2 separate regions of the Mus musculus genome follow, and region 2 is linked to region 1. Evidence: chromatin loops called from intact Hi-C (ENCODE). Cell type or tissue: gastrocnemius. All regions are shown on one strand. Links, peaks and the distances in the headings refer to the core of each region. The heading gives the core; the rest is flanking DNA.

Region 1 (10,748 bases), core at 2,744-7,743:
CCCTCCACTGTCTCCAGCTCTCAGTCTCCATTCAGACAGATGCTGGGGCCCAGAGTCCCATCACTGTGTGTTCTTTTCTTCAGGCTGTATCAACCTCTCCTTCGCGTATGTGGAAGGAGAGAGCCTGCTGATGGCCCTCAAGGATGTGGCCTTGTCCTCAGGGAGGTGAGTTGGACGGTGTCGACAGAGACCTTGCCTGTCAGGTACCCTGTGTGTCAGTGAGCTTCCCAGTGTGGATAGGACAGGAGCACTTGATCACGATAAAGCTCAGGCCTCAGGTGATGGCCGTGGCTGAGGTGACCGTTCCAGCGGCTCTCCTTGGAAACTGGGGTCTTGTCGGTCCTAGAAGATGTGTCTTTTTTGTTTCCTTTTGAGACAAGATCTCTCTCTGTAGCCCTGGCAGTCCTGAAATGCTCCATATAGACCAAGATCCTCTGGCCTCTGCCTCCTGAGTGCTGGGATTAACTGTGCTTAACTGAAGATGCCTTTTGCAGGGATGAGCTAACAGTTTGGGTGTAAGCCACAAGGGTTTGTTTACCCTCCAGGCTTACATACTGTATTTTCTGCCCTGGCTGTTTTGTCAGGTCCAGTGTGTGGGCTCTTATGCTCTTTCAGTCATTGGTGTCCTCAGTCCAGGAAGTTGTCTATAGGGACCACAGAAGCTGGGTTTACATCCCAGGCTGTACAGGGCATCACCAGGCTGTTTCTTCTGTCCCCATGGTATGATTTCAGGGTGTGTCCTATGGACTAAAAGGATCTGTCTCCATCCTTAGTGCCTGCACTTCTGCATCATTGGAGCCCTCTTATGTCCTCAGAGCAATTGGTACCGATGAGGATTTAGCACACTCCTCTATCAGGTCAGTGAGGTCAGCTGCAGAGAGAGAGAGAGAGAGAGAGAGAGAGAGAGAGAGAGAAGGGGGGAGGGGAGGGGGGAGGGGAGGGGAGGGGAGGGGAGGGGAGGGGAGGGGAGAGAGACAGGGTGTGAGAATGTGTGTGAGTATGTGTGTATGGGGAATGTTTCTGTGTATGTGTGTGTGTATATATGTGTATGAGTGTGGGGGTATTTTTGTGTGTGTGTTTGTGTATGAGAGTAGGTGTGATTATGTGGGTGACTATGTGTGGGGGCGAGTGTATGTAGGGGTGTGAGTGGGTGTGGGTGTGTTCCTGGTTTGTTAAGGTCTTGTCAGAAATTCAGGCTGGTCTTGAACTCTGTCCTGTCTTTGCTCCAAAGTGCTGAGATTACAGGAGTGTGCTCACTATGCCTAGTTTATGCAGTTTGGGGTAATTGTACATGATAGGCAAGCACTCTTCCTGCTGAGCTATGTCCCTGATGAGGGTGTCTGAGTCCTGTATTCAGCTCCTCTGCCCACGAGGTCTAGGGTAGATGGAGGAAGCTTGGTGGAGTCTGCCCCTCAAGCTGTGTTCTCAGAACCCTTTCCCTAGAGAGGCATGGCGGGTCTCCCACCTCCTGTTTACCTAGAGAGGCACTGTGGGTCTCCCAGCTCCAGTTTACCTCCTTTGCTCCAACAGTTTTCATGCAGCCCAGTTGGCTTCCAATTGACTGTAGCCAGAGAATGCCCCTGCTTGCTCTGTGTCTACCTCTCGAGGGCTGGAGATGTGCCACCAACCCAGTCAGGGGTTGAACCCAGGACTTCATGCATGCTAAGCAAGAACTCTATCTACTGAACTCCATCCCCAGCCCTTTCGTTATCTTTTATTTAGTATGTCCTCAGAGAGTATTGGTCAAAACAAAAAACAAAAAGCAAACCTGTTGCCAGGTGTAGCGATCTTCTGTGTTCTCTCAGGTTTGGCATCGGCCGCTTCACTACAGAAGAGGAGGTGGACTACACGGCGGAGAAGTGCATCCACCACGTGAAGCGCCTTCGAGAAATGAGGTGTGTGCGCCTGCGTGTGGACTCTATGGAAGACACCGTACCGCTGACACCTTTCTTGTCCTTAGACTCTGTTCATACAGCCGGAAACCCGAGTGTAAAGGGATTGTAGGCTGTAAAGAGTCCACAAAGCAGGGAAGTTGACCTCCTGTCTTCTTGTTCTTCAGAATATGTTTTAAAACTAGGCTTTTGTATATAGCATAGAGGTTGCTTATGTATCATCTCTAAACAGCCTGGGTTTGATCCCCAGTCCCCAAAAACCAATGGAAGGTCAGTGGTAGAGTACCTGCCAGGAAGACAAAACTCAAACCAGGGATCTTGTGCATGCCTGATGTTGTGAGCCGGAGACTGCAGTAGGAAGATTGTGCATAAGTCCTTTTCTGAGAAACAAAAACAAAGGGTGGGACTCAGTGACACTGAGCAAAACTAACTGGGGACACGGAAGCACCAAGCTCAGTACTGGTGTCAGGCTTGGCTCTGCAGAAGATGCTGCCTCGTGTGTGTGTGTGTGTGTGTGTGTGTGTGTGTGTGTGTGTGTGTGTGTGTGTGTGTGTGTGTGTGTGTGTGTTTGTGTTTGTGCACATGCGCGACTCTGCGTCTCAGCGTCAGTGGTAAAAACAAACAAAGAAATGTTCACAGTCATCACTCCCACCATGCACAAAGTAGGTCATTACCCACAATCTTCCTGGGTGCTCAGGCCTGAGATCTAAGGCATCCTTTCAGGCTAAAGCAATAAATAGTCTTCCTGATGCTAGAAATTAGGAAAGGCCTGGGACTGAGCAGGACTTACAGAAGCTAGAAGAGGCTTGTTTGTCTCTTGTATTGGGGTTCACCAGGGCAAAAGGCAGAGAAGCATCAAGGACAGAAGGGAAATGATTGATCAGGGCCTGAGAGGCAGTGTTACCTGCTGCTTCCTGTCTAACCCTCACTCACTCAGTGCCTCTTCTCTTTGGCAGTCCTCTCTGGGAGATGGTCCAGGATGGCATTGACCTCAAGAGCATCAAGTGGACCCAGCATTAGAGGAGTGGGCTGTGACTTTGTGCTGGCCTGGCTGTTCTGGCCTCACTGATCTGTGCACAGCCAGGAACCTCACTGCCTGACGTGGTCCATGCTCAAAGCAGATGGGAAGCTCTGCAGTGACTTCACCACAGAATGTTCTCTAGTGAAAGCTGAGGCTAGCTTTCTTAGCCTCGGCTCCTGTGTAGGCATGTATTCCGTAATCTTCCTCAGGAGTTCTTCTCTTGCCTGGCGTGGCCATTCTTATCTGAGGGCCTGGAGGCACTGCCTTGTTACTGCCACAGGGAGGACCTACCTGTGCAGAGATGGAAGAACTGGAAGAAGGCTCTAGGTTCAAAGACTGCTTCTCTGTGAATCATTACTCTAGCTGCTCAGCTGAACTGGCGCCATTAGGGACTGGCATAAACAAACTTTATTTTAACCTTTTTTGTGGCTTTGAAAGACATCTCTTTGTATCGACTTCAGCTGAAGAACACCAAGTTGTATTAAAGTCTTGTTTCCTTTGGGGTCTCATCTTCTTTCCTCTCTTTTGACTTAATGTAAGTAGAAATATCCATGACCCCAATCATTATTCTAATAATTTACTTAATTCATTAAACTTAATTCAATAAATTCCCATTTCCTGTCCTGATCCTTGAATTTTTGAGCATCTGGAGAGAACTCTGCTGGAGAACTGTAGACCTTCCTTCCACCTGCCTTTCTCAGACAACTCAGTCCACTTGCTTTTCATCCAACAGTTTAAAGGATTTCCAGGACACACATTTCATTCTGGGTATTGGGATGCACTGGCTCATAGGACCAGGAAAGGCACACTGTCCTCAGTGAGCTTTTATATTAGCGGAGAGATAGAAACTCAGAAATAGAGACTGTCATATGTGGGACAGTGCTACGTGAGAAAGGAGAGTGTTTCAAGGCAATAGTCGGGAGAACCGTGATGATGGATGCTCTTGAGAAGCTGCTCAGGGCCTGTGCGAGCACACCATGGAGAGCCAGTGCTTGCTGAGCTGGACAGAAAGGAGCAGAGAGAGCTGAAGATAGAAAACCCAGAAAAAACGCCAGGGGCAGTGGTGGCACACGCCTTTAATCCCAGCACTTGGGAGGCAGAGGCAGGCAGATTTCTGAGTTCGAGGCCAGCCTGAACAGAGTGAGTTCCAGGACAGCCAGGGATATACAGAGAAACCCTGTCTCGAAAAAACAAAAAGTGTGTGTGTGTGTGTGAGACTCACATGTACATATGGTTCATGTGTGGAGGTCAGAGGACAGTTTACTAGAGTCAGTCCAGCTTTTACATGGGTTTTTGGGATTGAACACAGGTAGTCAAGCTTTATAGCTAGTAGTTTTTACCTGCTGAACTACCTCACTGGCCCTGGTTCACATATGTATGTATGTATGTATGTATGCATGCATGCATTTCTGTGATTAAGGGAGTTTATCACCATGTCTGGTCCTGGTTTACTTCCTTTTGAGTGTAGTTGCTTCAGAAATTATTTGCACAGAATTCACCTCATGTTTTCATGCTTGCAGGACAAGCCCTTTATCAACAGAGCCATCCTTCCAACTCTTCTGTTTTTTAAAAGGAGTATCTCACTCTGTAGACTGTGATGGTCTCAAAGTTGTGACAATTTTCTTCTTGAGCTTTGTCCCATAAGCTTGACATGAGCTAAGACATGAGCTTAATTCTCAGAACCCAGGTAAAAGAGCCAGCATGGTGGCTTGACCCTTCTACCTCAATGCTAGGGAGGAGGGAATAATGGGATCCTTACAGCTTGCTGGCCAAACTGGCAAGTTCCTTCATAGAATTTCAGTGAGAGACCTTGTCTTAAAAAATAAGGTGGAAAAAGACGAAGGAAGACACATTGACTTCTGGCCTCCAAACACACATACAGAGATGCACACACACTTGCACACACAGCTACATAGGCAAGAAGTGCAGAGAGGTGGCTTAGTTGTAAAGTGGTAACGACCAGCTGATATGCACCTAAGCATGCCTGAAGTGCTGGCCGAATCCTTATTACTTTAGTATCTATATGCATACACATAAATATATGTATATGTGTCTTAGTCAGGGTTTCTATTCCTGCACAAACATCATGACCAAGAAACAAATTGGGGAGGAAAGGGTTTATTCAGCTTACACTTCCATACTGTTGTTCATCACCGAGGAAGTCAGGACTAGAACTCAAGCAGGTCAGGAAGCAGGAGCTGATGCAGAGGCCATGGAGGTATGTTCTTTACTGGCTTGCTTCCCCTGGCTTGCTCAGCCTGCTCTCTTAGAACCCAAGACTACCAGCTCAGAGATGGTCCCACCCACAGGGGCCTTTCCCCCTTGATCACTAATTGAGAAAATGCCTTACAGTTGGATCTCATGAAGGCATTTCCTCAACTGAAGCTCCTTTCTCTGTGATAACTCCAGCCTGTGTAAGTTGACACAAAACTAACCAGTACAATATGTAAAGGGTACGTTTCATGTTTGTTTTTTTTGAGACAAGCTGTCACTATATAACCCTGACGTCCCTGTAACTTGCTTTGTAGACCAGGCCTCTGCCTCCCTGTGTGGTGTGTGTTTGGTATAAACGCACACATATACACATGTATATGAAATGTATAGGTCTGTAGGTTTGCTTTTATTACTATTACTATTATTATTTAGTTAGTTAGTTAGCTAGTTAGTTTTTTATGAGACAGGGCTTCTCTGTAGCCCTGGCTGTCCTGGAACTCACTCTGTAGACCAGGCTGACCTCGAACTCAGAAATCCCCCTGCCTCTGCCTCCCAAGTGCTGGGATTAAAGGCGTGCGACACACAAACTTTTAATCCAGATCTTGAGGCACACCTTTTATCTGGGTTACTACCTCATTTCTGTATCATCTGTGCAAGCAGAAAACTTCTCAAACAAATGAAAGGAGGCTACATTGGATCGTGGCAAAGGCAATCTCAGCCAGTGAATCAGTTTCCAGACTTGAGACAGTTTGCAGTCCCAGAATCCCTTGAATGAAGTGATGGCCAGGTTCCCCTGCGTAACGACCTTCATAAGACACCTAACAGCCTTTTACTGTTATCCTTTTTCCAGTTCTTCCCCAGAGGAACCTATGGCCTTTTACAAGGGCAACTGTACACTGGGGAAAAGGAAATAATCAGACTTTCCGGGGTCTGCTGGATACTGGTTCTGAATTGACACTGATCCCAGGAGATGCCAAGAAACATTGTGGCCCTCCAGTTAAAGTAGGGGCTTGTGGAGGACAGGTGATTAATGGAGTTTTGACTGATGTCTGACTCACAGTAGGTCCAGTAGTTCCCAGAACACATCCTGTGGTCATTTCCCCAGTTCCAGAATGTATAAAGCGATAGATATACTTACAAGTTGGCAGAACTTTGGGGTGTGGGTGAGACATCATTGTAGAAAAACAGGGCAGGGGTGGGGGGAGGAGGTATGGGAAGTGAAACAGTCAGAGGGTGGACTGGGACGGGGATAAAGTCTGGAGTGTAAAAAAAAAATTAAATACATTTTTTCAAAAAAGTTGTCAGAATTCTCACATTGGTCCCCTGACCCGTGGAGTGGGGGCTATTGTGGTTAGAAAGGCAAAATATAAGCCTTTAGAGTTGTCTCTGCCAAAGAAAATAGTGAATCAAAGATGCTATTGTATTCCTGGAGGAATTGCAGAAATTACTGCCATCATCAAGGACTTGAAAGATGCAGGGATGGTGGTTCCCACCACATCTTCCTTTAACTCTCCTATCTGCCAGAGCTGAAGACAAATAGATCATGGAGAATGCCAATTGACTATGGAAAACTAAATCAGATAGTAACTCCAATTGCAGCTGATGTACCAGATGTAGTTTCCTTACTTGAGCAAATTAACACATCTCCTGGTATATGGGATGCAGCTATCCACCTAGCAAATGCCTTCTTCTCAGTACCTGTCTATAAGGACCACCAGAAGCAATTTGCTTTCAGTTGGCAAGGCTAGCAGTATACCTTTACAGTTTTGCCTCAAGGATATATTAACTCTCCTGCCCTGTGTCTCAACTTAGTTAGAAGGGATCATGATCATCTGTCTCTTTCACAAAATATCACATTGGTGCACTATATTGATGACATTATGCTGATTGGACCATGTTAGCAGAAAGTAGCAATCACTTTGTACTCATTTGTAACACACTTACTTATCAGACGATGGGAAATAAATCCAACCAAAATTCAAGGACCATTTACCTCATTGAAATTCTTAGGAGTCCAGTGGTGTGGGGCATGTAGAGATATTGCTTCTAAGGTGAAGGATAACTTATTATACCTGGCCCTTGCAACTACCAAGAAAGAAGTATATTTAGTAAATCTATTTGGATTCTGGAGACAGCACATTCCTCATTTGGGTGTGTTACTCAGGTCCACATACCAAGTGACTCAGAAAGCTACTAGCTTTGTGTGGAGCTTGGAACAGGAGAAGGCTCTTCAATAGGTCCAGGCTGTTTTGCAGGCTGCTCTTCCACTTGGGCCATGTGGTGATTTGTATATGATTGGCCCACAGAGTGGCACTATTTGGAGGTGTGGCCATGTTGGAGTAGGTGTGGCCTTGTTTCAAGAAGAAGTGTATCACTGTGGGGTGGGCTTTGAAGCTCTGCCCATGTGGAAGTGTCAGTCTTCTCCTGGTTCCCAGTGGAACAAGATATAGAACACTCAGCTCCTTCTATGGCATCATGTCTGCCTGGATGCTGTCATAGTCATATTCCTTCTATGATGTTAGTGGATTGAACATCTGAAAATGTAAGCCAGCCACAATTAAATGTTGGCCTTATGGGGCTGGCGAGATGGCTCAGTGGTTGAGAGCGCCGACTGCTCTTCCAAAGGTCCCGAGTTCAAATTCCAACAACCACATGGTGGCTCACAACCATCCGTAACGAAATCTGATGCCCTCTTCTGGAGTGTCTGAGGACAGCTACAGTGTACTTACATGTTGGGAGCCGCCCCCACATTCGCCGTCACAAGATGGCGCTGACATCCTGTGTTCTAAGTGGTAAACAAATAATCTGCGCATGTGCCAAGGGTATTTTACGACTACTTGTACTCTGCTTTTCCCGTGAACGTCAGCTCGGCCATGGGCTGCAGCCAATCAGGGAGTGATGCGTCCTAGGCGAAATATAACTCTCCTAAAAAGGAGACGGGTTTCCGCCATTCTCTCTCGCTGGCATCTCTGGCTCTGCGCGCCCTGCGCTCTCTCGCTGCCTAAAGATGTAAACAATAGAGCGCGCTCTGCGCTTTAGCGCGCCGGAGCTCTGGCTCCTAAAGATTATTGAAGGGGCTTTCGCTTTTGGGGCTGGGGGTTTGCGCTCCTAGCTCCTGAAGATGTAAGCAATAAAGTTTTGCCGCAGAAGATTCTGGTCTGTTGTGTTCTTCCTCGTCGGGCGCGCGAACGCTATTAAGAATTGGTGCCGAAACCCGGGACGAGAAAAAATCCGGGAAGAAAAAACCCGGGAGGAAACTCGGGACGGGAGTTTCACCGGCGCAAGGAAGATCCCTCATTCCAGAACCAGAACTGCGGGTCGCGGTAATAAAGGTTCCCGTAAAGCAGACTGTTAAGAAGGATTCAACTGCATGAATTCAGAACTTTTCAGCTGGGGAACGAGAGTACCAGTGAGTACAGCTTTACGAGGTACGCCTGGCCTTGAACTTTCTAAGGAAATTCAAGACAGTCTATCAGAAGTAAAGTGGAAAATAGCTTTATAAGATATGTTTGGCCTTGAACTTTCTCTAGTGTTAGAAGCCCTTTTGTTCCTTTTCACATGTTATCAAGTGGTTAAGGCAGGGCGGATTCTGGATGAAGTTCAGGACAATCTATCAGAAGTAAAGCGGGGAGAGAAAATAGGAGCAAAGAGAAAATATGGTTCACAAAATAAGTATACAGGCCTTTCCAAGGGTCTTGAACCCAAGGAAAAGTTTAGGTCAGGTAAGAATACCTGGGGAGAGATTGGAAGGAAGGAGAAGGAAAAAGAAAAGAAAAAAGATCAATCAGCGGAGGTCTCTAGGAGAAGGAGCCTATACTCATCACTAGGTGAGCTCAAGGAGCCAGTTCTTAGTAGTTCTGAATCAGATAAAAAGGCTATTAGGGCCTGGAAGGCGCTCTCCCGAGCAGGTGAAGCCACTGGACAATAATGACAGAGGCAGGCTCTTGCAGCCTACAAGGTCTTATTGTCCACCCTAGAGTTGTAGATCAGGATTATAAAGGGGAACTTCAGGTTCTCTGTTCTTGTCCTCAAGTTGTCTTTTCTATATCACAAGGGGACAAAATAGCTCAACTAATAATTTTGCCAAGCCTACATGGCTGTTTTTTCTTCCTCTGGTATTCCTAGAGCTGCCAGAGAGATTGGTTCTACTGAAAATGATTCTGATTACTTAATAATGCCTTTAGATTGTTGTCAAATTTTATCTACTCACGTAGGGGTAAACCCTCGTGGCGTCAGGCCATTACAGGTCTGACAAATGGATGTCACACATATTTCCTCCTTTGAGAGAAATCAATATTTACATGTTTAGATAAGAAGAGATCACCTCCATACCTTAAATGATTTTCAAAAGCTGTTGGGAGATATTAATTGGCTCAGACCTTTTTTAAAGATTCCTTCCGCTGAGTTAAGGCCTTTGTTTGGTATTTTAGAAGGAGATCCTCATATCTCCTCCCCTAGGACTCTTACTCTAGCTGCTAACCAGGCCTTACAAAAGGTGGAAAAAGCCTTACAGAATGCACAATTACAACGTATTGAGGATTCGCAGCCTTTCAGTTTGTGTGTCTTTAAGACAGCACAATTGCCAACCGCAGTTTTGTGGCAGAATGGGCCATTGTTGTGGATCCATCCAAACGTATCCCCAGCTAAAATAATAGATTGGTATCCTGATGCAATTGCACGGCTTGCCCTTAGAGGCCTAAAAGCAGCAATCACCCACTTTGGGCGAAGTCCATATCTTTTAATTGTACCTTATACCGCTGCACAGGTTCAAACCTTGGCAGCCACATCTAATGATTGGGCAGTTTTAGTTACCTCCTTTTCAGGACAAATAGATAACCATTATCCAAAACATCCAATTTTACAGTTTGCCCAAAATCAATCTGTTGTTTTTCCACAAATAACAGTAAGAAACCCACTTAAAAATGGGATTGTGGTATATACTGATAGATCAAAAACTGGCATAGGTGCCTATGTGGCTAATGGTAAAGTGGTATCCAAACAATATAATAAAAATTCACCTCAAGTGGTAGAATGTTTAGTGGTTTTAGAAGTTTTAAAAACCTTTTTAGAACCCCTTAATATTGTGTCAGATTCCTGTTATGTGGTTAATGCAGTAAATCTTTTAGAAGTGGCTGGAGTGATTAAGCCTTCCAGTAGAGTTGCCAATATTTTTCAGCAGATACAATTAGTTTTGTTATCTAGAAGATTTCCTGTTTATATTACTCATGTTAGAGCCCATTCAGGCCTACCTGGCCCCATGGCTCTGGAAAATGATTTGGCAGATAAGGCCACTAAAGTGGTGGCTGCTGCCCTATCATCCCCGGTAGAGGCTGCAAGAAATTTTCATAACAATTTTCATGTGACGGCTGAAACATTACGCAGTCGTTTCTCCTTGACAAGAAAAGAAGCCCGTGACATTGTTACTCAATGTCAAAGCTGCTGTGAGTTCTTGCCAGTTCCTCATGTGGGAATTAACCCACGCGGTATTCGACCTCTACAGGTCTGGCAAATGGATGTTACACATGTTTCTTCCTTTAGAAAACTTCAATATCTCCATGTGTCCATTGACACATGTTCTGGCATCATGTTTGCTTCTCCGTTAACCGGAAAAAAAGCCTCAC
Region 2 (10,748 bases), core at 3,290-8,289, 130 kb after region 1:
CTGTAGAGCTGACAGCGGACACGCACGCACGCACGCACGCACGCACGCACGCTCTATGGGCTGCTGACTGGGATGGGACTAGCTGCTTTCAGTTCTTGCAGCCGTGAGCTCCCTGCTGTGACGGACTGTGACCTGAAATGATAGCTAACACCCCTTTCTCCTGTACATTGATTTTGTCAGCGTATTTATCAGAGCATACAGGAGAACAGGTGATACATAGGGAGCAGCAATAAAACAACAATTTTTATAACTTTTAAAAAAACTTACTTTAAAAAAAAAAGTGTATGGCTGTTCTGCCTGCACGTATATATGTGCATCATGTGTGCCTGGTGCCCACAGAGGTCAGAAGAGGGCATTAGATCCCCCGGAACTGGAGTCCGTGGGTGCTTGTGCTGGGAAATGAACCCAGATCCTGTGCAAGAGCAGCAGTGCTCTTAACCACCGAGCTCTCTCTCCAGCTCATCAAATTTATTCAAGGCAAATTTACACACAATAAAATGCCCAGAATTTTAATTTTAATGATTTTGATAATGGATATGTCGGTGCATAACCATAATCTAATCAAGAAAGAATATTTTAATCACAGTAAAAGTCCCATCATACCTTTTGGAAGAAAATATTCCAACTTAACTAGAATGGTGTGAGACCCAGGTATCAGTATTTTCTTCAAAACTCCTCCCCGGGGGGAGGGGGGCTCTAGTGTACAGCTAAGGTTGAGAATCACCAACTAAACTTTCCATTCTTCGGGTAGACAGTAAAATAAACAGAAACAGGGAAGTGACTGGTGTGTTAGCATTCTACAGAACTAGCCGAGGGAAGAGGCAGCAGACTGCAGATCTGCATGGGCACTGGGAAAAGAAAGAGCTTCTCTTGCCTCAGGCCGAGTCAGGATTGCTTCATATAAACTTAAAAAAAATTAAAACCAACAGGCAAAGTGGGAGAGCCACCCTGACAGTAATAACTGCTGACTTCTGAGGGAGGCTCACTCCTCAAGGCTCCTTGCAGAGGTGGCGTGGAAGGAGGAAGGGAGAAAGGTGGGTGGAAAGAACAGGGTTGGAGCTTTGGGTAAGATGCTTTAGGTAAGGCAGGGAGGCACTGATGCCGTTTTTCTGAGTGTGGTAGCCTGCTGGAGCTGTGTCTGGGTCCTCTGTCTACTGTGCTGTTGGAAGTCCTGCCTGCCTACAGCTGAGGCAGAGGCCAGCCCTGCTCCCTGGCCCACTGTTCTAGTGCTTCCGCTTCTTTCCCTCTGTAAGTATGGATGGAGGCTGGCCTGGACTCATCCCCACACTTCAGGTGGAGTTGGATCTGTAGCACTTTTTGCCTCCCAGAAAGATGGACGTTCTCTGGATGCCAAAGCTACTTCCCTTCTCCCGCTGGAAATGCACAGGGCCAAGCATGTAGCAGACCCTAAACCTTGTTGCCTGAATAGTGAGCGGGGAAAGGAGAATAGGAAGTGGATCCTTCCAGAACCTACCTCTCTCTGAAGCTCAACCACAAGCACGCTGTCCGAGGAACCCCTCTGACTGCCTCTCCCATCCTAGGAAAACAAATATGGTCCCTGTTAACTGGGCTATCCTGGTCTGGAGTAGCCACAGCACTCCAAGGCCAGCGAGGCTTCCAGGGTCTATCCACCAGGCAGGCAACGTGAACTTGTCATCCCACTCCTGGGCTCTAGGCAACATCTGAGGGCCAGAAGTACCTGAGCTCAGACTGACGCTCAATGGGGCATGGCTCCAGGGCTAGGGGAGGCTGAGGAGGACCCACAGCAGCACATGGGCAATATCCTCTATGAGGAATTTTTATATTTAACATAAGGGTTCACAATGGATCTGTTTTGTGACAGCCTTGGGCTATGAGCCAGAGATCTAAAGGGGAAGACAGTGTCTGCCCTTGGGGAATGGGGTGAAGCTGGAGATGTTCAGGGCCAGGAGCAGTCCCTCCCTCCCATGCTGACCTAAGGCAGTGACAGCTAAGAGGAGTAAACACCTCTCCAAACACCTTCCCTTAGAACAGGCCTCCATACCAGGAGATATCAAGAACCCTAACTGTAAACTCAGAACTAAGGGCTCTGAGAGCTGCAAAGCTGTGACCCACTCCTGGGTGTGCCAAGAGCTGGTAAGCGACACAACCCATGGGTACCAGGGATTCTGGCTGACACAAGGTGAACCTGAGGCACTTGTCTGGGAGCGAGTGGATCTGAACTAAGAATGCAGGCCCACTAGCCCTGAGAACACACTTACATAGGTAAGTAGGACCCCCTTCTGAAGTAAGGGCAGACTAGAGCAGAATCAAGCCAGGAGGGGCGTGTCTATATAGAAGAGTGCTGTTATATACGAGACAGAGGGTGGGGATAAGGCGAAGTAAGGGCAAAAAGAAAGTCAGGGAAACCTGCTGTGTGGGGGATGAAGTCATAGTTTCTCTGGCCTCCAGTGATCCTGCCCGGGATGCACGCACGGAATCCCTCTTCAGCTTCCTCCGTTCTCGTTCCACCTGCCAATATGCACACGAGGAGTCACGTGTGCAGGGATGAGTATAAACAGCTAGAAACCATGGGAAGTAAGACTCCTGTGCCGGGGAGGGCATAAGGCAGGGTACAAGCGCTCCTGGCACAGAGGAGGCAGGCTAGCTCTCATGCCTTGGCAGCTGAGGCTAGCTTTGTGGGCTGTTTCAGCTGTCACAACTACTCTGGCCCCTGGAGTGGTGAGCACGCACTCACAGACAAAGCACAGCTGTAATTTAATAAGTGTTTCAGAAACAGCAGGGGGAGTGGAGACACAGGCCCACCGGGCCCACAGGGAGACTGCGGAAGTTACTGACCTGCTCCAAGGCGGTCCGCAGCTGCGCATTGTGGCACTGCAGCTTGCTTCGGTCAACTTCCAGCTCTGCCACCGCTTGCTGCAGACGTTCAAGCCTCTGTGTCAACCGTTCCTTCTCCTCCACTCCAGGACTAGGCTCAGTCTCTACCTACAAGGGAGACCCACAGTGCTCATCTGGGCAGCCCTACACACAGGGACAAGAGCTAGAGGGCAAAGGGACCAATGTGGCAGTGTGGCTTCAGAGACCCATTCCTAAGGGACAACAAGCGGTTGACAAGGCTCCTGCTATGCCACTGGGCCCCACTCACCTCTCCAGACTGGCTTCCCTGTCCCACTTTTGGTCCCTGGTCTGCTCTGCTGGTTGAGTGTGGGCCACCTGACTGCTGCTCTTCCAGAGCTTGTCTGCTGAGTACCAACTCCTCCTAAGGTACAGTACAAAAGTCACACTGTGACAAACCATGTCCAAAGTTGTCTCATCCTCTACCCTCTTCATAAGTGTGCCATGCTCCAGCAGGGAGACAGATCTGCAAGTGTGTGTTGTATATGTGGGTGTGTATGTGTTGTGTGCTGTGTGTGGTATGTTGTGTGTGCATGCATTCGTATGCGGGTGCGTGTGTGGTGTCACAGGCTCACAGGGAAACGATGAGCCAAGTGGTCTAATCAGAACCCTAGTCAGACTGTCAGAACTAACTCACTTCAACCAGATGTCTGACTTTGGATAAGTTTAGGTCTCTGGCATTTTTCAACTATGAAATGAACATACTGTCAGTTCCTTCTCTGAGGTAGTTAAAAATAACAATGGTACGTGGCATATAAAAATGTTTACAGCATGTAAAATGCTAAGTGTAAAGAGAGGTTCCCAGTGCTCACATGGCATGGCTCACAACTACCTCTAAGTCCAGCTCCAGGGGACCTCTTCTGGCTACACAGGCACCTGCATACACACAGCACATACTCATAGATACATGAATGGGCTGGAGAAATGGCTCAGCCATTAAAGGTTAGGCTCACAACCAAAAATATATGAGACATGCACATGTGTATTAACAACAGCCAGGAAGTTGTGTCACACGCCTTTAGTCCCAGCACTTGAGAGGTAGCCTGTTCTTCAGAGTGAGTTCCAGGGCAGCCAGAGCTACACATAGAACCCCTGTCTCGAAAAACAAAAATACAAAACCAACAAAAGGGTCCCCACCACAAAGCGCTGTCCTGAAAGCTGCTTCTGTAGGCTCTGTGGATGGGGAGTATGCAGAGTGCCTCTGATCCTCATATATAATGTGAGGGCATGGCTACAAGTATCCTTGGGCCCAGATTCATGAGCGCCAAGGCCAGTAAGATGGCTTGGTAGATGAAGATGCTTGTCACTGCACTTGATGACCTAAGTTCAAGCCCAGGAACCCACAAACTGAGAGAACTTGCTAGCTGTCTTCTGGCCTCTACACATGGACTTTTGAGCTCCACACTGCTGAGAGCGGGCTTCATTCTTTCCCACAGGCCCACAGCTGCCGGCTGGAATGTCCCCTTCATGGCCCCCATGCCTTGCTCCACTTCCAAACCGCTTCCTAAAGCCTACTTCTCTCTATTCCATGGGTGGAAACCCTGGTGCTGCCTCTGTCCTTTCTTTATTCACACTTGCCACCCAAAGTCCCCACCTCTCCCTGGACTTCTGTCAGTCCCCCTTGGCCTTCCCAAGTCTGATGTCACTCCACATGCTGTCCTGAGCAGTTTTTCTGAACGTGCCCTAAATCTTCCATCCATTTCCCACTAGTGACCCAGTCCTTAAAGTCCTGATGCCTTGGCTTCTGCTGTCCTTGACTCTTGCCAACACTCTCTATGTCCCAGGTGACTTCAACCCCCTTCATGGGTCTTCCATGTATCCCTTCCTCCTTATGTTTCTTTTGCCTTTCTCCAAGAAATCCCAACCCCCACTTTACCTGGCCGATTTTCTACCCATCCCTTCCACCTAACTTAAACAGCACTTTTACCAGGAAACAGTTTTGTGCCCACTCTTGGAGGCCTGGGAATGCTCACAGCACACTGGAGTTCCTCTATCAGGCGTGGACGAAGCTGACTATAGTTGCTCTTCTCCTCTGCTAGCTCTGAGGTATGGTACTCACGGTCTCTGTTTTCTCACTCTCTGAGGTACCACAGGCAGGCAGCCCTTGAGCTCAGCCAATGGCTCTGTTCCCTGTCCTCCCTCCCCGACATGGCGACTCACCTGTAGTCTTTGTTGTTCTGATTCCCGCTCTAGAACAGAGGCTTGTAGGAACATGGTTATCTCCTGCAGACTGCTGATGCTGGCCTTGCTTTGGGCCAGGGACAGAGCCAGGTCCTGAGCCTTCTCCCTCCATTCAATCTCCCTGGCCTCTGTTTGCCTTAGGGCAGTCTGCAGCCGCTCTAACTCCTGTTGTGCTGGGAGCGGTTGCAGAGCTGGCTTCTCGGCTGGGAGGGCTCTGTGGCGTGGGGACGAGGCCTCCCTCAGCATCAGAATCTCTTCTTCCCTTTGGGCTACAGTCAGCTGTAGCTCCTTTAGGCTCTCAAGGAGCCTCCTTGTTTCCTCTTGTCTCTCTTGCTCCAGACTTTGCTTCTCTTGGATTCCATTTTCTTGACTCCTCCGGGCCCCAGCCTTCTCTAGTAGCTGCCTCAGCTCTTCTTTCTTCTGGCAAAGTTCCTGCTGGAGGTGCTGCGTGACCTCGTGGTGTTGGAGAGCCTGGGCCTGGATCTCACCTTCCCGAATCCTCAGGGCCTCCTCCAGCTGCCGGGCACTTGCCTGGCAGGTGTCCAGGGTAGCTTGCAAGGCGGCAGTGCTGGCCTCCAGGGTGTGGCTCAACTCAGCCTGTTCAAGCAGACTCTGCTCTTTCTCCTGCAGGGCAGCCTGGGCTTTGCTGAGGGCCTCCTGCAGCGCCTCTGCCTGGCTAACTGCAGCCTCTTCCTGTCGGCGGGAATACTGGTTTTCCGCTCGCAGTGCCGCTAGCTCTTGTTCTTGTTCTGTGAGAGTGGCCTGGGCCTGCAGCCAGCTGTCCTGCAGGGTCCTGGCTTCTGCCTCATGTTCCTGGGCCTGCTCAGCACACCGTTGTTGAAGGGCCAGCACAGCCTTCTCGTGCTCCCGAGACTCAGCCCTTAGGTCCCCCAACACCTCCTCCAGGGCCCGTACCTGCCGTCCCTCCACTTCTAGTTCTTCCTGGAGCCTTCGCACCTGTTCCCTGTGTTCTTCCAGCTCCCCCTGACGCTCCTTCAGTGTCGCATGGGCCTGCTCCAGAGCGGCCTGCAGAGCACTTGTCTTTAGCTTCATGCTTTCCTCCTGGTCCTGGGTCTGCTGTTTTTCCTGCCGGAGGGTCTCTAGTTCATGGTCCCTCTGGGCCAGATCTCTCTGGGCCTCCTCCAGCTGACCCTGAAGTACCTGCTCTCTCAGTTCCCCTTGTTCCTTGGCTTCCTGGAGATGCTGCTGCAGGGTTGCTGTCTCCTGCTCTCGATGGGTCAGGAGCAGGCTAGTCTCCCCCACCTTCCTGTGCAGACCCTGCAGCTGCTGTTCCAGCTGGCCCATGTGGCCCTGAAGTTCCTGGATGCGCTCCTGCTGGCACTCTACCTCCTTCTCCTTATCACGCAGGATCAGCTTCAAGTGCTCCAGGCTCCCTCGCTGGCCTTTACTCGGGCTCTTTCCATCGTCGGCACGCTCATGCACCAGCTGCCACTGAGAGGCCAGCTCCTGGCTGCGTTCTCTCAAGGAATGCTTGATCTGTTCTAGGTCCTCCTCTAAGATCTTGGTCTGCAGCGTCCTCTGATCTTCCAGAACCTGAATCCTTTCCTTCTGCAGCACCAGCTCCTGGCCTTTCCTCTCCAGGGCCTGAGCCAGCTGTTCCTGCTGCTTCTGCAGCTCATCGATCTGCTGGCGTTGGGACGTCACCTCCTGGTCCCTCTCCTGCAGCTCTTTTGCCAGATGGGTGCTATGGTTCTCCAGCTCATGGAGCTGGCTGCTTTGTGCCTGCAGCTCCTGGCTCCTTTCTTCCAGGTCCAGTGTGAGGTGGGTTAGAGCCACCCTCTGCATTTCCCTCTGGCCCTCTAGTTCTGTGATCATCTTCTGTTGGCTCTCCACTTTGTGATGGCTTTCCTCCAGTTCCAGGGCCAGGCATTCCAGTGTCCCCAGTTGCTTTTTCAGATCCTGAATCTGTCCCCTCTGGGACTCAATCACTTGAGCCTTCTGCTCCAGGTCCAGAAGCTGGTGTTCCAGGACACTCCTCTGGGCCTCCCGATCGTTCTCCAGTTCCCTGATCTGGTCCCGCTGCACACTCAGTTTCTGCTCTCGCTCTTGGACGGCCATGGGCAAGTGCTCTAAGACTGACCTGCACTGCTCCAGCTCCTGAATCTGTTCTTGTTGCAGGTCTACCTCCCGACTGCGCTTCTTCAGGTCGAGGGAGAGCAGCTCCAGAGCAGCCTTCTGCATCTCCCGCTGCTTCTCCAGTTCCTGAACCTCAGCCTGCAACGTCTCGACCTCCCGCTCTCTGTTAGACAGGGTCTGTGCCAGCAGGGCTAGGTTCTCCTGCAAAGCTTTCCCCTGAGCCACCTTCAGCTCACCCTGTTCTTGTAAAGCCTGGGCTCTCTCCCGTTCACTCTCTAGCTCCTCGTTTTTCAGTTTCAGTGCAGAGCGAGCAGTTCGCAGATCTTCTTCCAGGACAGCAGCTGCATCTGCCTGAGCCTGGGCTTCTGCAACACATGCTTGCAGATGTTCAACCTGGGCTGACAGCTTCTCCTTGGATGCCTGAAGCAACTCTCGATCATTCTGCAAACAGGAGGCAAAACACATCAAAACAAGATTATTTCCTTTTTTTTTTATGAGGGTGGGATGGGGTGGGGGTTGAGACAGGGTTTCTCTATGTAGCCCTGGCTGTCCTGGAACTTGCTCTGTAGATTAGGCTGGCCTCGAACTCAGAGATCTACCTCTGCCTCCTGAGTGCTGGGATTAAAGGCGTGCGCCACCACTGCCGAACAAGATTCTTTTCTTGATACTGTCGCTCTAACCCTGGCCTCTTCTATGGCACCAGCAGTGACCAAGCCTTAACAAGGATGATAGAACTGATGTATTCTACTTAAGGTGATCCTATAGAGCGTCCCAACTACCTTCCAAAGCGCCTGTGTCCAGGGGAGATAGCCTGGTGCAAGGAGGCAGTCTAGATCCTAATCTTCCAGTCCAAGGAACAAGTCTCAACCAATTCAGGAAAAACAGAAAAGGTTCACAATGACCTAAACGACAGACAGGTCAGAGAGCCAGAGGAACTGGGAGGTGTGCTGAAGGAAGCCGGCATGTGAGCACAGGCCAAGGTGGGCCTGCTTCAAAGCAATTCTCCCAAGGCGCCCTTCCCGGGACCAGCACTTACCTGAGCTTCCATTTTTTGCAGTTCTGCCTGCCGGAGGCGACTCTGTAAGGATGCCGCGGTCTCGTGCAAGTCCCTCAGCTCAGACTCCAGGGAGTTCTGCCTCCCTTCCCACTTGGATTTCTCTTTAGAAAGAACAGAGTGTTGGAGTCAGGTGCATGGTCACAGGTGGAAGAACATGGGTGCAGGCAGAGGCAGATGGAGGACAGGATGGAGAGAATTACACCCAGTGCCTGTACCATGCCTACCCGCCAGCAGCGCCTCAGCCTCCCACCTGTGTTTGCAGCCAGCTCGGCACAGCCCAGTCTGCTAATCATCCTGACCTCCCAGAGCTCCTCATATCAGTTCCCCAGATGACAGTTGGCTGACAGCAGGGGGCCCTTCTAGCCCCAGATTATCTAAGGCTGTGGGAAGTTCCTAGAAACATTCAGCCTGAAGAGGCCCCAAAGACAGCTGTTTGAGGGTCTCAGGGACCCTCAAGTGACTAAAAAAGGCTCGAGCCACCCAGGTTGACCTTTTCCCTTCTGCAGTGGAACTCCTCTCCTTTCCAGTGGCCACTGCCCCTCCAAGCCCCCAGCAGAAGCACATGACAGCAGGTTCTTCCTCGTTCCCCTCCTGGCCGTGCTCATGGTAAGTTTATAATCACTCTGTCCTCAAAGGCTAATTTAGAGGGTAAAATGGGAAATGATAAAAACCAGGGAGAAGTAACAAAAGAAACACAAATTTATGTTCTGACAGTTCTGGCCTGGGGTCGCCAGGATTTTGTACTTTAACAAAACAAACAAACAAACAAATAACTCCTCCTGTCTGGGCTGGTGAGTTGGCTCAAGAGGGTTAAAGCTCTGGCTACCACAGTGGGATCCCTGGGGAACCTGTGTGATGGAAGAAGAAACTGATTTCAACAAATAGCCTTCTGACTTCTGTGTGTGCCATGGCACAAATACACACTCAGTAATCCAAACAAACAAACAAACAAACAAACAAACAAACAATTTTAAAGATGCAGAGACTAACAGCAGCCCAGGCAGCAACTTCTTTCAGTTTACCAAAACTGTTCCTTCCAACTCCTCCTTCCACGATGGCCACAGGAGCTAAAGTATCGTAAAGGAGTTCACGAGGCTCCATCCTTCCGGTGCCTGTTCCAGTTTCCCACTCCGGTTACCACCTGCCCACCTGAGCGCCTCGCCTCACCTTCCTGGCTCTGAGAGAGCTGTCTCTGCAGGTCCTGCAGCTCCGAGTGAACCTGGCTCTTCTGGGCCTCCGTGTCAGTCAGGCGCTGCACCAGCTTCTGGACCTGGTCCCTTAGGTCATCCTGGAAAGGGAAGGTGGGGTTGAGCTCCCGCTCTTTGTGCAGTCGTCCCCCGGGGCTTAACCTCTGTCCTTACTCTGTAGCCTTTGCCGTCATGACCCAACTCTAAAGCAGTGGTTCTCAGCCTTCCGGATGCGGCAACTTTTTCCTTATGTGGTGGTGACCCCAACCATACATTATGTTGTTACTTTATAACTGTAATGTTGCTACTGTAATATAAATGTCTTGTGTTTTCCAGTGTTCTTAGGTAGCTCCTGTGGAAGGGTCATTGGACCCCTAAAGGCATAGAGACCCACGGGTTGAGAACCACTCCTCTAAATTCTCTGCATTTAGTTCCCTGAAGGGCGCTGGGAAGCCCCTTGGGCCAATGTGTTTGTTGTTATTTCAGTCTCATGTAGCCCAGGCTGGCCTTAAACTGACTATAAAACATAGGATGATCTTGAACTCCTGCTCATCGTGCCTCTACATTCTAAGCACTAGGATTACAGACACCCAAAGTCCCATACCTGGTTATCTGCCCACATTTTAAAAATTTTGGCAGGTGTGGTGGGCAGAACATAGTCTCAATATAACTTAGACTGGTCTCAAATTCTCAGTCCTCCTGCCTCAAGCTCCTAAGTGCTGTGACCACAGGCATGTGCCACCACACTTGGATGATTTCTTTTGAAATAACTGCTCAGTGTCCCACCCCTCCCAAAAGCCTACTTCACAGTTTAGACCACAGCTGCCTCTCTTCCGACACTCCCTCCCAGTTCCAGACGTGCTCTAGCTATGTCTGAACACTGATTTATCAGTCCCACTAGCAGAGTGCACTTTGGGACCATCTTGGAAGGGCTTCTTGAAGGCAGCTTGGGTCTTTATGTGTTTGTATCACCAGCTCTGAGTGGCTGGCGCACAGGCAGCTCAGTCCTGACAGGTGCATGGAGAGGTGGGCAACTTCAAGACTCCACTCACAACAACGGGGGCGTGGGGTGGTGTGTGATGGTGGGGTGGCAGAGGAAGAGGAGGCATCATCTGCCCTACTTTCCAAGTGAAAACAGGGCCCAGGAAACCCAAATGCCCCATTATGTCTGGAGGATAGTAAGTGACAGAGGTGCGACAACAGGCAGAGCTCAAGGTGACTGTCCTGTGGCCCATCTTCCTCCGTCACAAGTCTGTCTCAGCTCCACAAGAATAGGCAGGCGGACAGAGGACATACCCGGGCCTGCCGAGCCTTCCACACGTCCTGATGGAGCTTCTGGAGAGCTAGTGCCA

What was found. Hi-C counts contacts between places; a loop is a spot of excess contacts. Peaks named below come from ENCODE experiments on the same cell type or tissue, not always from the same donor. Only the 100,000 strongest peaks of a DNase experiment are listed, where the experiment ranks them.
Region 2: a loop joins it to region 1, with 2.4 times the contacts of the local background. A loop is called at or near these places in 6 of 42 quality-filtered maps.

What each region holds. Positions count from the first base shown.
Region 1 is chr2:156,116,428-156,127,175 of GRCm38, reverse strand. It overlaps Nfs1 (nitrogen fixation gene 1 (S. cerevisiae)), which reads left to right. Exons shown (of 13, transcript NM_010911.2): 10 at 84-165; 11 at 774-857; 12 at 1,806-1,895; 13 at 2,849-3,539. The coding sequence ends at 2,912. Among named protein-coding and RNA genes, the nearest start is that of Rbm12, 9.8 kb to the right of the region's middle. In gastrocnemius, for the core only: no CTCF peak of the experiment used is centred there; no DNase peak of the experiment used is centred there.
Region 2 is chr2:155,987,061-155,997,808 of GRCm38, reverse strand. It overlaps Cep250 (centrosomal protein 250), which reads right to left. Exons shown (of 33, transcript NM_001130000.1): 25 at 10,693-10,748; 26 at 9,377-9,497; 27 at 8,189-8,310; 28 at 5,035-7,593; 29 at 3,125-3,238; 30 at 2,818-2,964; 31 at 2,389-2,490; 32 at 1,475-1,537. It also overlaps a transcript of 6430550D23Rik not described here. Among named protein-coding and RNA genes, the nearest start is that of 6430550D23Rik, 12 kb to the left of the region's middle. In gastrocnemius, for the core only: a CTCF peak has its summit at 5,713; DNase peaks (open chromatin) are centred at 5,807 and 6,404; H3K27ac peaks cover 928 bases.